2 separate regions of the Homo sapiens genome follow, and region 2 is linked to region 1. A link is a contact called in ENCODE Hi-C data. All regions are on one chromosome and are shown on one strand. Each heading gives the region's core, a stretch centred on a gene start or an enhancer-like site at or near the end of the contact. The rest is flanking DNA. Distances are from core to core; before and after follow the strand shown.

What was found. Hi-C counts contacts between places; a loop is a spot of excess contacts on that map. Pooled maps may share reads with other maps.
Region 2: a loop to region 1 is called in a map of B cell, with 28 times the contacts of the local background. The contact joins the promoter of POLE4 here to the promoter of TPRKB in region 1. A Hi-C loop is called at or near these places in 1 of 168 maps with a recorded cell type or tissue (B cell), 1 of 37 single-sample maps with no recorded cell type and 10 of 50 pooled maps.

The regions. Positions count from the first base shown.
Region 1 is chr2:73,734,285-73,739,811 of GRCh38, reverse strand. It overlaps TPRKB (TP53RK binding protein), which reads left to right and starts at 2,467. Exons shown (of 5, transcript NM_016058.5): 1 at 2,467-2,510; 2 at 5,221-5,383. The coding sequence starts at 5,243. RefSeq lists enhancers at 2,026-2,085, 2,126-2,205.
Region 2 is chr2:74,955,119-74,960,751 of GRCh38, reverse strand. POLE4 (DNA polymerase epsilon 4, accessory subunit) reads right to left here and starts at 2,109. Exons shown (of 4, transcript NM_019896.4): 1 at 1,860-2,109; 2 at 1,327-1,411; 3 at 606-647. The coding sequence starts at 2,072. LOC105374809 (a long non-coding RNA gene) reads left to right here and starts at 1,873. Exons shown (of 5, transcript NR_187884.1): 1 at 1,873-2,020. RefSeq lists silencers at 1,661-1,900, 1,971-2,230 and enhancers at 1,522-2,022, 2,023-2,523.

The DNA of each region.
Region 1 (5,527 bases), core at 1,218-3,717:
CAGCAGTCAGACTGGGACACTACACTCAGCTCAACCTCTATCACATAGGTAGGGAATACCCGAGGATGCAGGAAGTGTAAGGGGCAGGGCACTAACCTGTCAGTCTGCTTTTTCCACAAGGACGTGACTGCAGAGGCCTAGAAGCATAACGCGTTTGTTAGGCTCTCCCAAGCTGTGGCTACCATAGGAAAGTGCTGGATCTGTCATCCCAGACCCCATTATGTCACAGGCTACAGCAACCTTCTCGTCCTGCCAGTAGTAAACTCTACCAGTATTATAGTGGCACAGTGAATATCAACAGAACCTGAGCCCTGGCTTACTGAGTGAGGATCTAACATCTGCCACATGGGAGGGAGGTAGACTTAATTGGCCTAAGGTGGCAAAACATCATGACAACTAATAAGATCTTGGTGGGCTGGCACCTTTGACCTATTATGTTCTTACCTGGATCACTGGATCCTGGACTAGGTTGATGCTCCAGACAGACCTGATCAACCTGTTTGTGATGTAGTCCTCCTGGGCCTAGTAAAATGTATTCTGGCTATGGCTCAACAATGTTGTACTGACATTGTGTCTGTGAAGGTGTTACATCGATCTGATAAGACAAACTTCCGCCTCCAGATACTAGGAGGTTGGTGGGCATATGAAACGGACTAGCTTTGCTAAAGGGTATAATCTGGGTTAAGGGCATAGACTGCAGGACAGTTCTCCAGGTGGCCTTGGACCAATTTAGTTCTCTCTCCTTTCTCACTTGTGGTTCTCTAGGATAACTGTAGAATGTGCTGGGAATGTAGCATCCTGTGATAGAGAGAGACTAACCAGACCAGCCAGGGCCCTGTTCCAGTGTCTCCCAGAAATAGAATGTCCTTCATATATATATGTATATATATATATATATATTTTTTTTAATTTTAATTTTTATTTATTTATTTTTTTTTGAGAGGGAGTTTCACTCTTGTTGCCCAGGCTGGAGTGCAATGGCGCGATCTCAGCTCATGGCAACCTCTGCCTCCCCAGATCACGTGATTCTCCTGCCTCAGTCTCTTGAGTAGCTGGCATTACAGGCATGAGCCACCATGCCTGGCTAATTTTTTATTTTTTAGTAGAGACGGGGTTTCTCCACGTTGGTCAAGCTGGTCTCGAACTCCCGACTTCAGGTGATCTGCCTGCCTCGGCCTCCCAAAGTGTTGGGATTACAGGCGTGAGCCACCGCACCTGGCCGAATGTTCTTCATGTTTTAGCCCAGTGTGTCATGCCTCCCCACCTCTTCCCCCTGCCCCTGCCCCCTGCAATTAGGCTGTTGCATTGCCACAAAGAAATACCTGAGACTGGGTAATTTATATAGAAACGAGGTTAAATTGGCTCATGTTTCTGCAGGCTGTACAGGAAGCATAGTACCACCATCTGTTTGGCCTCTGAGGAGGCCCCAGGGAGCTTTTACTATTGGCAGAAGGAGAAGAGAGAGCAGGCACATCACATGGTGAGAACTGGACCAAGAGACTGTGTTGGAGGGTGCCACACACTTCTAAATAACCACATCTTCCTGGCACTCACTCACTATTGCAAAGACACCAAGCCATGAGAGATCCACTTCCATGACCCAAACACCTCCCATCAGGTCCCACCTCCAAAAATGGGGACAATTCAACATGAGATTTGGCAGGGACATATATTCAATCCATCCCTGGACCCCCAAATCTCATGTCCTTCTGACATTGCAAAACATAATCATGCCTTCCCAATCACCTACCAAAATTTTAACTTGTTCCAGCATTAAACTCAAAAGTCCAAAGTGTCACAGGAGACATGGCCCAGAAAAAGAACTAATCCCAGCTCCTTGGGAGGCCAAGGCGGGTGGATCACGAGGTCAGGTGATCCAGACCATCCTAGCTAACACGGTGAAACCCCGTCTCTACTAAAAATACAAAAAATTAGCGGGGCGTGGTGGCGGGTGCCTGTAGTCCCAGCTGCTCGGGAGGCTGAGGCAGGAGAATGGCTTGAACCGGGACGCGGAGGTTGCAGTGAGCCGAGATTGCACCACAGCACTCCAGCCTGAGTAACAGAGCAAGACTCTGTCTCAAAAACCAAAGAAATCTCCAGCAGCGGAAATGTATGTAGAACTCATTTTGGTCAGTACTTTTCCTTGTACAGGAAGAAACTGAGGTCGCCCGGTGCAACGCCCAACACAGGTTAAGACAAAGCCGAGACTCAAAACCAGACCCCAGCTTCCGGTCCCAGCCCATAGATTCTTCCATTTCCTTCGCCGGAAGTGATATACAGCCCCTGTTCTCCTTCGCGTCCGTTGACGGGACCCAGGTTGGGGAGGCGGAAGAATGGGCGGGACCATGGGCGGAAGCACCCCTCCTACCAGGACCCGGAAACAGATGGCCACCCCGAGCCGGCCTATCCGGAAACTGGCTCGAAGAAGACGGGGATTGGCCATCGCTTCCGGAAGTTGTGAGCTTTGTTTCGGAGCGGGAGCTCTTCCGAGACGCACTGGGGGCCGGATGGTGAGTTTTCCTTGCGCTCTAACGGGCAGGCTCGGGAGCGGGAGGGTCCGGGCAGTTTTAGTAGTGTCTTTGGGACAACGGCTGCGGTTGGTATTTCTCAAGCGGCAACGAGGCCAGCCCCTGGGAATGCAGCACGAGAATGATAGAGTCAGGCTGTCCCCTCAAGAAATAGTTTAGTGAGGAGACATGCAGCGGATAGGCGCAGGATTCTTCAGAGTTGTGATTGGGCCCAAAAAGGAGCTAGTCCTCAGACTAAAAAGAGCCGTAGTGCCGGGGTTCTGGGCGCTGTAGTAAATGGACTCCAAATGGAGTTGAAGGGAGGGAGGAGTGCGTCAGGCGGAGATGAAAGGAGAGAGGGAACTACCTGTCCGATAGGGCAGAATCGGGGAGAAAGGTTGGTGACTTGAGCTTAGAGAAGGCCATTGCGGCGGTAGCAGAAGAGGAGAGGCAGGGACCAGATCGTAGAGTGTGGAACACCGTGACACAAAGTTGGGGCTTTATCATAAGAGCAGCAGAATGACAAGATCTGATGTACATTTTGAAAGGATCACTGTAACTGCTGGTGACGACTGGATTATAGGAGGGCAGGAATTGTGAGAAACCACTCAGAAGGCTACTGCTGTAGATGAGCGATGTGACCTAGCGTATGGGAGAGAAGTGGACGAATCAAAAGTATATTTAGCAGGTGAAAATTCAGGACTTTACGGATTAGATATAGGATTTGAGTGACAGGTTGGGTCTCAACGATGATTCCAAGTTTCTGACCTGAGTGAGTAAATTACGCTAAACAAGAACAAACTATTTTGAAGTTTTCTAAGGGTTCTTCCCCCCACTCAGTGTTAAAAAGCACGTTTTTTTCCTTTCTTATTATGTGTACTCATGTTTTGTGTGCTTACTGTAGAAAATTCAGAACATACATAACAAAATATTTTCTTTTATATAAAGGACAATAAAAATCACCTCATAACCTCACTACCCAAGATGGTCATATTTTAGTGTTTCTTTCATGTATTTTAAAAAAATATGTGTATCTTTTTATATAATTGGGATCCTACTGATTATGTCTTTCTGTATCCATTTTTTCCACCTTAGCATGACTAATGATTGAACTGTGTGCCAGGATATCGTTCACAAATATATTTTTTTCTGTTTGTAACAGAAAAAGTCAAATTAATTCTAAATAAGAGATAACATTAACTTTTTGGTGTATTTTCTTTTTAATATTTGTTTAAAAGCCTTTTAAAAAACCCACATTTTGGCCAGTTTGTGTTTTGTTTTCCATTCAGATGTTTTTACTTACTTAATGTTATTTATTGCCGTTTTTACACACCGTCAAGACCACATGTTTTAATGGTTGTTAAATAACAACTAATCCCATCATTAGCTAGATAGGTTATTTGCAACTTTTTACTGTTAAAATAATGAGAGGAACATCTTATATAATTATTGGATTCCTAATGACTTCCATCAGAAAGAGTTCTAGAAATATAATCTGCCAGGTAAAAGGATAAAATGAGTCTCAAATTGCCCCACCAAAATATTTTATTAAGAATTTGATAGAAATTGTTTTAAAGAAATTTTTGCAATACATAGTTTTTCCATTCAAAGATATGGTCATGTCTTTCTGGTTATTCAAGTTGTCTTTTATGTTTCTTTTATGTCTTTATATATAATAACCTATCCTTTTCTTGTTAAGCTTATGTCCAAGAAAGGAGCGACATTGATTATTTAATAATTGTACCCTCTCTGCTTAATTTCCATGCGTGGAATGAATATCTTTGGGTCAAGTGGGATACTTTATCCTTTTTTTTTATTTTTATACTTTAAGTTCTAGGGTACATGTGCACAACGTGCAGGTTTGTTACATCTGTATACATGTGCCATGTTTGTATGCTGCACCCATTAACTCATCGTTTACATTAGGTATATCTCCTAATGCTATCCCTTCCCCCTATTCTTTTTTTTTTTTGAGACGGAGTTTCACTCTTGTTGCCCAGGCTGGGGTGCAATGGTATGATCTCGGCTCACTGCAACCTCTGCCTCCCAGGTTCAAGCGATTCTTCTGCCTCAGCCTCCTGAGTAGCTGGGATTACAGGCATGCGCCACCATGCCTGGCTAATTTTTTTGGCATTTTTAGTAGAGACGGGGTTTCTCCATGTTGGTCAGGCTGGTCTCGAACTCCCAACCTCAGGTGATCTGCTCGCCTCGGCCTCCCAGAGTGCTGAGATTACAGGCATGAGCCACTGCACCCAGCCTACTTTATTCTTTAAAATTATTTTCTTCCTTAATATTTATGTCTAGGCCTTCCTAAAATATAAATAAAATGATGAGATCAGGAAGTTAAAAAGACTAAGATAGAGTAAGACTTCATTAATACCGTAAGCAACCTCTGGTTTAAAAAATTCCTGACATTCTGCTCCTACTTGTCTGCTGGGGAAGCAGCCCTTCAACCATGCACCTGAGCCTGCCTCATCTGAACAAACAGCAACCAGCTGGGCCCCTTGGCGTTTCCCTGGGGATGACAACAGAACAACTCAGAAGGGTTAGGAAGACAACATCTCATGAGGATGCCAAATGGGCTTTGGCGATGGATTTTTCTAGTTTAACACTTTTATCAAGTTACTTTCAAAGTTTTTGAATATTTATTAAGAAATGAGTTCTGATGTTAACTTTTAAATGAAATCTTTTGGTCTTTTCATTTTGTGTGCAGTAGAATCCTGCTTATCTGTGAAATGCAGTTAACACATCAGCTGGACCTATTTCCCGAATGCAGGGTAACCCTTCTGTTATTTAAAGATGTAAAAAATGCGGGAGACTTGAGAAGAAAGGCCATGGAAGGCACCATCGATGGATCACTGATAAATCCTACAGTGGTAAATATAAATTTTAAGAATGAATGAGCCTGCTGGGTGCGGTGGCTCACGCCTGTAATGCCAGCACTTTAGGAGGCCGAGGCGGGTGGATCATCTGAGGTCAGGAGTTGAAGACCAGCCTGGCCAACATGGTGAAACCCTGTC
Region 2 (5,633 bases), core at 860-3,359, 1.2 Mb before region 1:
ACGCAGCACATGACTACATACGTGTAGTGAAGAGTAAGCTGATCAGACTGAAGAATTAAGTAGCAGAAATCGCTCTGAGGCTAGGTAGCTAAAATTAGGTATTTCAAATATTTTCTTTTTTAATGACAAAATTTAGTTAGTACACAAGTTAATCCATGACTCCTAAAAATACAGACAAGTACAAGTCTTATTGCAGCAAAATAATCACTTCACACAGATTGTTGAAGAAAAAAGAACAAGCGGTGACCCTTTAAATGTTAACAATTGTTTCTGATCTGTAACATGATGAGGGGGGGCAAGCCTGACATTTAGGGATGGCGATCAAAGTAGGAATCGAACTTTCGAATTCATCTAACTCCACTGGGATCTTTATATTCCCTCCTATTTCTTTATGGTTAGCAATTTTCAGGTAGAAATTTTAATTCCCCAAGGGAGAAAACTGAACCTCACTAGGTTTAGCAAGTTACTTTTTTCTATCCTAATAGCAAGTGCGGAGAATTATCCCTACACAAACAAGAAGCAGGCATCCGTTTTATGAGATTTTGAATTTCACATCAACATGCAAAAGACAGGCGGAAATGATTGCCCACTGAGAGGGAACTCACCTTCCAGAAAAGCAAATTCATCCACAGCTTCTATTGCATTATCTGAAACACAAGGAAAAGAGACACCTGACTAACTTCAGCCATGCTGACCTCAGTCAGAAAACAGCACAATCTGCAGTGAAGGGCATGAGGCTTTGGGCAAATGAGGGCATTTATAAGATGCGTCCCTTGCTGCCTTGAGATCCATATCTACTCTACCAGCAACTCTTATATATATTAGCTGTCTCCCTAGAAGAGTTAAGAAAAGCATAGGCAAATACCATTCAACGCGGGGGTTGGGGGCCTCCTAAATTACCCCTAAATTATTTATTCGCTTTGCTCTTAAAGTTGTCAGAGAAGAACGTGGCAATAGACGCAGGGCGCATGAGAATACGGTATACGAAATCTTACCCAGGTGAGGGTTCCCAGCCAGACAAGAGTCAGAAATCAAATCCCCAGTTGCTAGGTGAAAAAGAAATATCTTTTTCTGGTGCAATTTGGCAGAAGGTATGAAGGGATCCAGTCCGCTACGGCAACCCCAGACACCTTCACACACTGCCCCGCCACCCCAAGCAGACAGCCTCTACAGGTAGGGCTTCCTGGCACTGTGGCCAACAGAAACCATCCTGGGGAGAGACGCTGTGGCACCTCTCAGATCAGAGTGACGTCTTCTCAACCTGCACAAGGGGAAACCAGCCCAGCCCTCCCTTGTCTGTCCCCAGACACTGCAGTGCCACTCTACCCAAGTCTCTCCTCTGAAGGGTTTTCCTTTTTCCCTGCTGAGCGCAACAGTAGGCATCTTTTGCAATGGTCTCCACAAACAGTTCCTGTGAAGTAAAAAAGCAAAGTTTTAGTAATGGGTTCTAACACACTGAGGAGGTGAGGGCTCCGGTTTGTGGGTGGGGGCAGAAAGGGAGAAGAAAGGCTCGGGGCAAGAAAATGTTCTGGAAGCTAAGATTGTCCTGGACTTCATGAAGATCCATTCCGCTACCCTCTTCCCAGTATTCTCCCTCATTCACTAAAGACTCCTACAAGTTCTGTACGAGGCCCTGGAGATACAAATTAAAGTCACTCACTATCCAGGTCCTCAACAAGAGGGAGGAGTGTTAACAAAACTCGCACAGGTCCCCGGCCCCTTTCCTCCGCCTTCCGGGTCCACGCCCACATCTCAAAACCCGGGCCACGCCGCCCTAAGCCCCGCCCGCGGGAGGCCCCGAGGCCCCGCCCCACACTCCACCTCCCCCACTCCCGCATGCCCTCGCGCTGCAGGCGCACCGCGGCTCGTGCCAGAATGAAGATGGCTTCCTGTCCCGCTAGCGTCACGTCGGGATCTGCCTTCACCAAGGCCTTCACTCGCGCCAGAGGCAACCTCGAGAGACGAGCCCCAGGCACACTCGTTGGGGCCTGGGGCTGCGAGGCCGCTGCCTCCCCAGCAGGTCCCTCCTCCTCTCGGGGCGTCCCGCTTCCTGCCGCCGCCGCCGCCGCCATCCCGGCCTTGAGCGTGCTGCGCGCGGCCGCCGACTGTGCGCGCGCATGCGGCGCAGGCCCTTTCCCGCGCGGGCTGGAGGCCACACCCTGTGTAGGCGCGCGGCTCCGCCCCTACGCGGCAGTGCGCTGCCAGGAAACCGGGTGGGCGGGGGTCGGGCTCCGGCTCTTCCCACGCGCCTAGCCACCCGTGGGCTGTCGTGCACTTGGTTGACGCTACCGGCGACCCTCTGGCCCCGACGGGCCTGTGGAGCCCAGGCACCTCCCATTGGTGCCTGTGCCTGGCTGGTGAGGGGAGAAATCTAGACCAGGCTCGCAAGAGAGTCTCCGTCAAAACAGAGTGTGCATATTCCAAGGCTAACGAGGGCACGTGTCCGAGGGAGGCCCGGCCCTGGAGGGCCCAGCATCGTGGAAGAGGGTGCCAAGGAGGCAGCGAAATCTGGACCAAATTCAAGGATAACCAGTTATAGATGCTCTTGAAGGAGGGGTAGGGCTTTTGGCAGGCAGAAATGAAGAAATTCAGCCCAGCCAGAGGAAACAAGAAAAAGTCATGGAGGCTAGAAAAGATGAAATTGTGGTGGTGAGGCATCCACGTTTGTTCAAAAAGAGGTTGCATCACAGCTTTGGTTCTCAAATTTGACCTCAAGATCCCTTTACGGTCTTAAAGATTGTTAAAGAGCCCAGGGAGCTTTTGTTTCTGTCAGTTATATCAATACTTACTATATTAGAATTAAAGTTTTAAAATATTGATTTAAAATTACTAATGCGTTACCAGCTAACAAACAACATTTTTATGACAAGTAATTTTTTTTAAATCTAGTAAGAAAAGTCTCTAATGTCTGATTTCATGTGAGAACTGGATTCTCTAGCTGCTTCTGTTGCTAACGTTAGCACTTCTCAGGTAGCTCTTAAAAAACTACTACATCTTGAGAGAATGTGAATGAAAAAGGCAACCTCATAGTAGTATTAAGAAAATAATTTTGGCCTCATGGACTCCTGAAAAGGGTCTCCAGAAAATTCCCACCCCCATGAATCCCCACACCACACTTGGAGGTCTGATAGCGTAGAGGAACAGTTAATATTTAAAATAGGTTTAATCTAAGTCAATCATAATAATAGTGAACACCTTTAAACATTTACTATGTGCATGATTCAAAGTGTTTTAGATTTATGTAAATCATAACTTCTGTAATTTTCACAATACCCTATTGAGGTAAATATTATAACCTTCTTTTTCAAACCTTATTTGAAAAAATTGAGGTGCAGAGTGGTTACTGAGTCGCATACACAGGGCAGAATGTGGTGAAGCCAAGATGAAGCTGAATTAAACACATCTGAAATCACTCAGTTCCAAAATTATGTAGTAAACTCTGACTGGTGTAGGAGTGGAAAGGTGTGAAACCTTTCTTTACCCATTTTAAGGGTCACAGCTGACACTCCTATAACACACACAAAAAGCCTAACAAGTCTAATCAAAGTTTTACATGACATGAGAGTCCAAAAATGCAGACCATGAGACCTAGAGGAAACTATTTTTATGCTTAGGTTATATGAAGAAGGGATCGCTGTGTAGAAATGTGATTAGAGGCCTGGTACGGTGGGTCACACTTGTAATCCCAACACTTTGGGAAGCCAAGGCAGGAGGACCGCCTGAGCCCAGGAGTTTGAGACCAGCCTGGGCAACAGATGGAGACCCCATTTCTACACACACACACACACACACACACACACACACACACACACACACAAATTAGCTGGGTATTGTGATCCTATAGTCCTAGCTACTTGGGAGGCTGAGGTGGGAGAGTTGCTTGAGCCCAGGAGTTCAAGGTTACAGTGAGCAATGATTGCACCACTGCACTCCAGCCTGGGCGACAGAGAGAGACCCTGTGTCTTAAAAAGAAAAAGAAATGGGATTGGACAAAAAGGGAATGATAATAGTCTAATGGTAATAGACTGAATGGGGAAACCCAGCAAGGCCTGTCTGTTCATATTCTTCTTGGCCTCCCTGTGTAGCATTCCTTCTGGTATTAGGGCAGGACCCTTCTGGAATGAGGGTCTTCAAGGGAGAAGGCAGAAAATAACCTTTCTAGGTTTTACGACTTGCTTGGAGGAAGGAGAATTCTAGTTTCTATGACCTGCGTTGGGAAAGAGGAATTCTGGTTTCCATGACTCACTGCGAAGAGTGGTGATGTTACAGTGGGTAGCTAGTCAGACACGAACAGGGCAGGATAGGGCCCCCACGCTCCACCAGGAATGTCAGAAGATCATCAGGTGATGGTCAGACAGTGGTCACACCGCCTCTCTAAAATAATAATTGCTCATAGCCAGCGCCAGGGAAAGGCAGTTTCCCTATAGATAGAAAAACCCTGAAACTGATGATCAGGAGCTTCCTGATGAGATCTCAGGAGTTGGGCGAGCGGGCTCACGCATGCACACTAAGAGGCAAAATGGTGGAATTTAACTGATATATGACCTTCTGGGGGCATTCTACTGAAAAAGGGAAGAACGCCTCAGGTGAGCATGCTTACAACTTCAATAAATACACTGCACTTGCTCCCCTCCCCAGCGCTAGCAGGCTACTGTGCATTTCGACAACCCACCCCAAGGGAAGAATCAGGGTAGAAGGGATGCAAGACCCCAGAAGTATGCCAACACATAAAAACCCAAGTCAAAAGGTCAAACCTTGCACTTGTCCTTCAAGTCACCCACTTGGGCCTCTTCTCAGTGTACTTTCCTTCCTTTCGTTCTTGCTCTAAAGCTTTTTAAGAAATTTTCACTCCTGCTTTAAAACTTGCCTCAGTCTCTTCTTTTGCCTTATGCCCCTCAGTCGACATCTTCTGAGGAGACAAGAATCGAGGTTGCTGCAATTTGCTGCCAGTAACTGTAATAACTTCTACTGCTTACAGTGGAAAACAGGACAGGAGAAGTTCAGAAAGACCTTGCTTCTGAGGCCTTTCCAATTTTCTTCAGTTCAAAGTACTCAGCATTCCAAAGTACCATACTTTGGGGTATCATGTAATGAGCCCCAACCCTGAATTAGCACAGAGACACTCCACTATAGCAGAATAAGAGTCTTGGCCCAGAATTAAAATCTGCAGAAGAGGATATGAGTTGCTGAAAATTGAACCAGAGCAGCCATTAGGGCCTCAGTCCTGGGTTCTTTTCAGATTACATTTATGGACACTCTCACTCATGGAAAGCTCCACACAAAATTCATAAAAGCATGACCAGATTCTTGTGTCACAGTGCACAAGAACACCTCACAAGAGCTATACTCCAGCAATCGCAAAGTAGCTAAGTACTAAATTGACCTAAATTCTGAATTAACATAAGACAGTTGACAATGGTGGGGGTGTTACTGGACCCCACCACTTACCCAAAGTTAGCCTTTGGGTCAGGGGTTTCCTTGCTAGAGTCCTTTCGTGGTCACCAGAAAAATGTTACAGGAAAGGGGTTCTGATCCAGACCCCAAGCGAGAGTTCTTGAATCTCACACAAGAAAGAATTCAGGGCAAGTCCATAAAGTAAAGTGAAAGCAAGTTTATTAGGAAAGTAAAGGAAT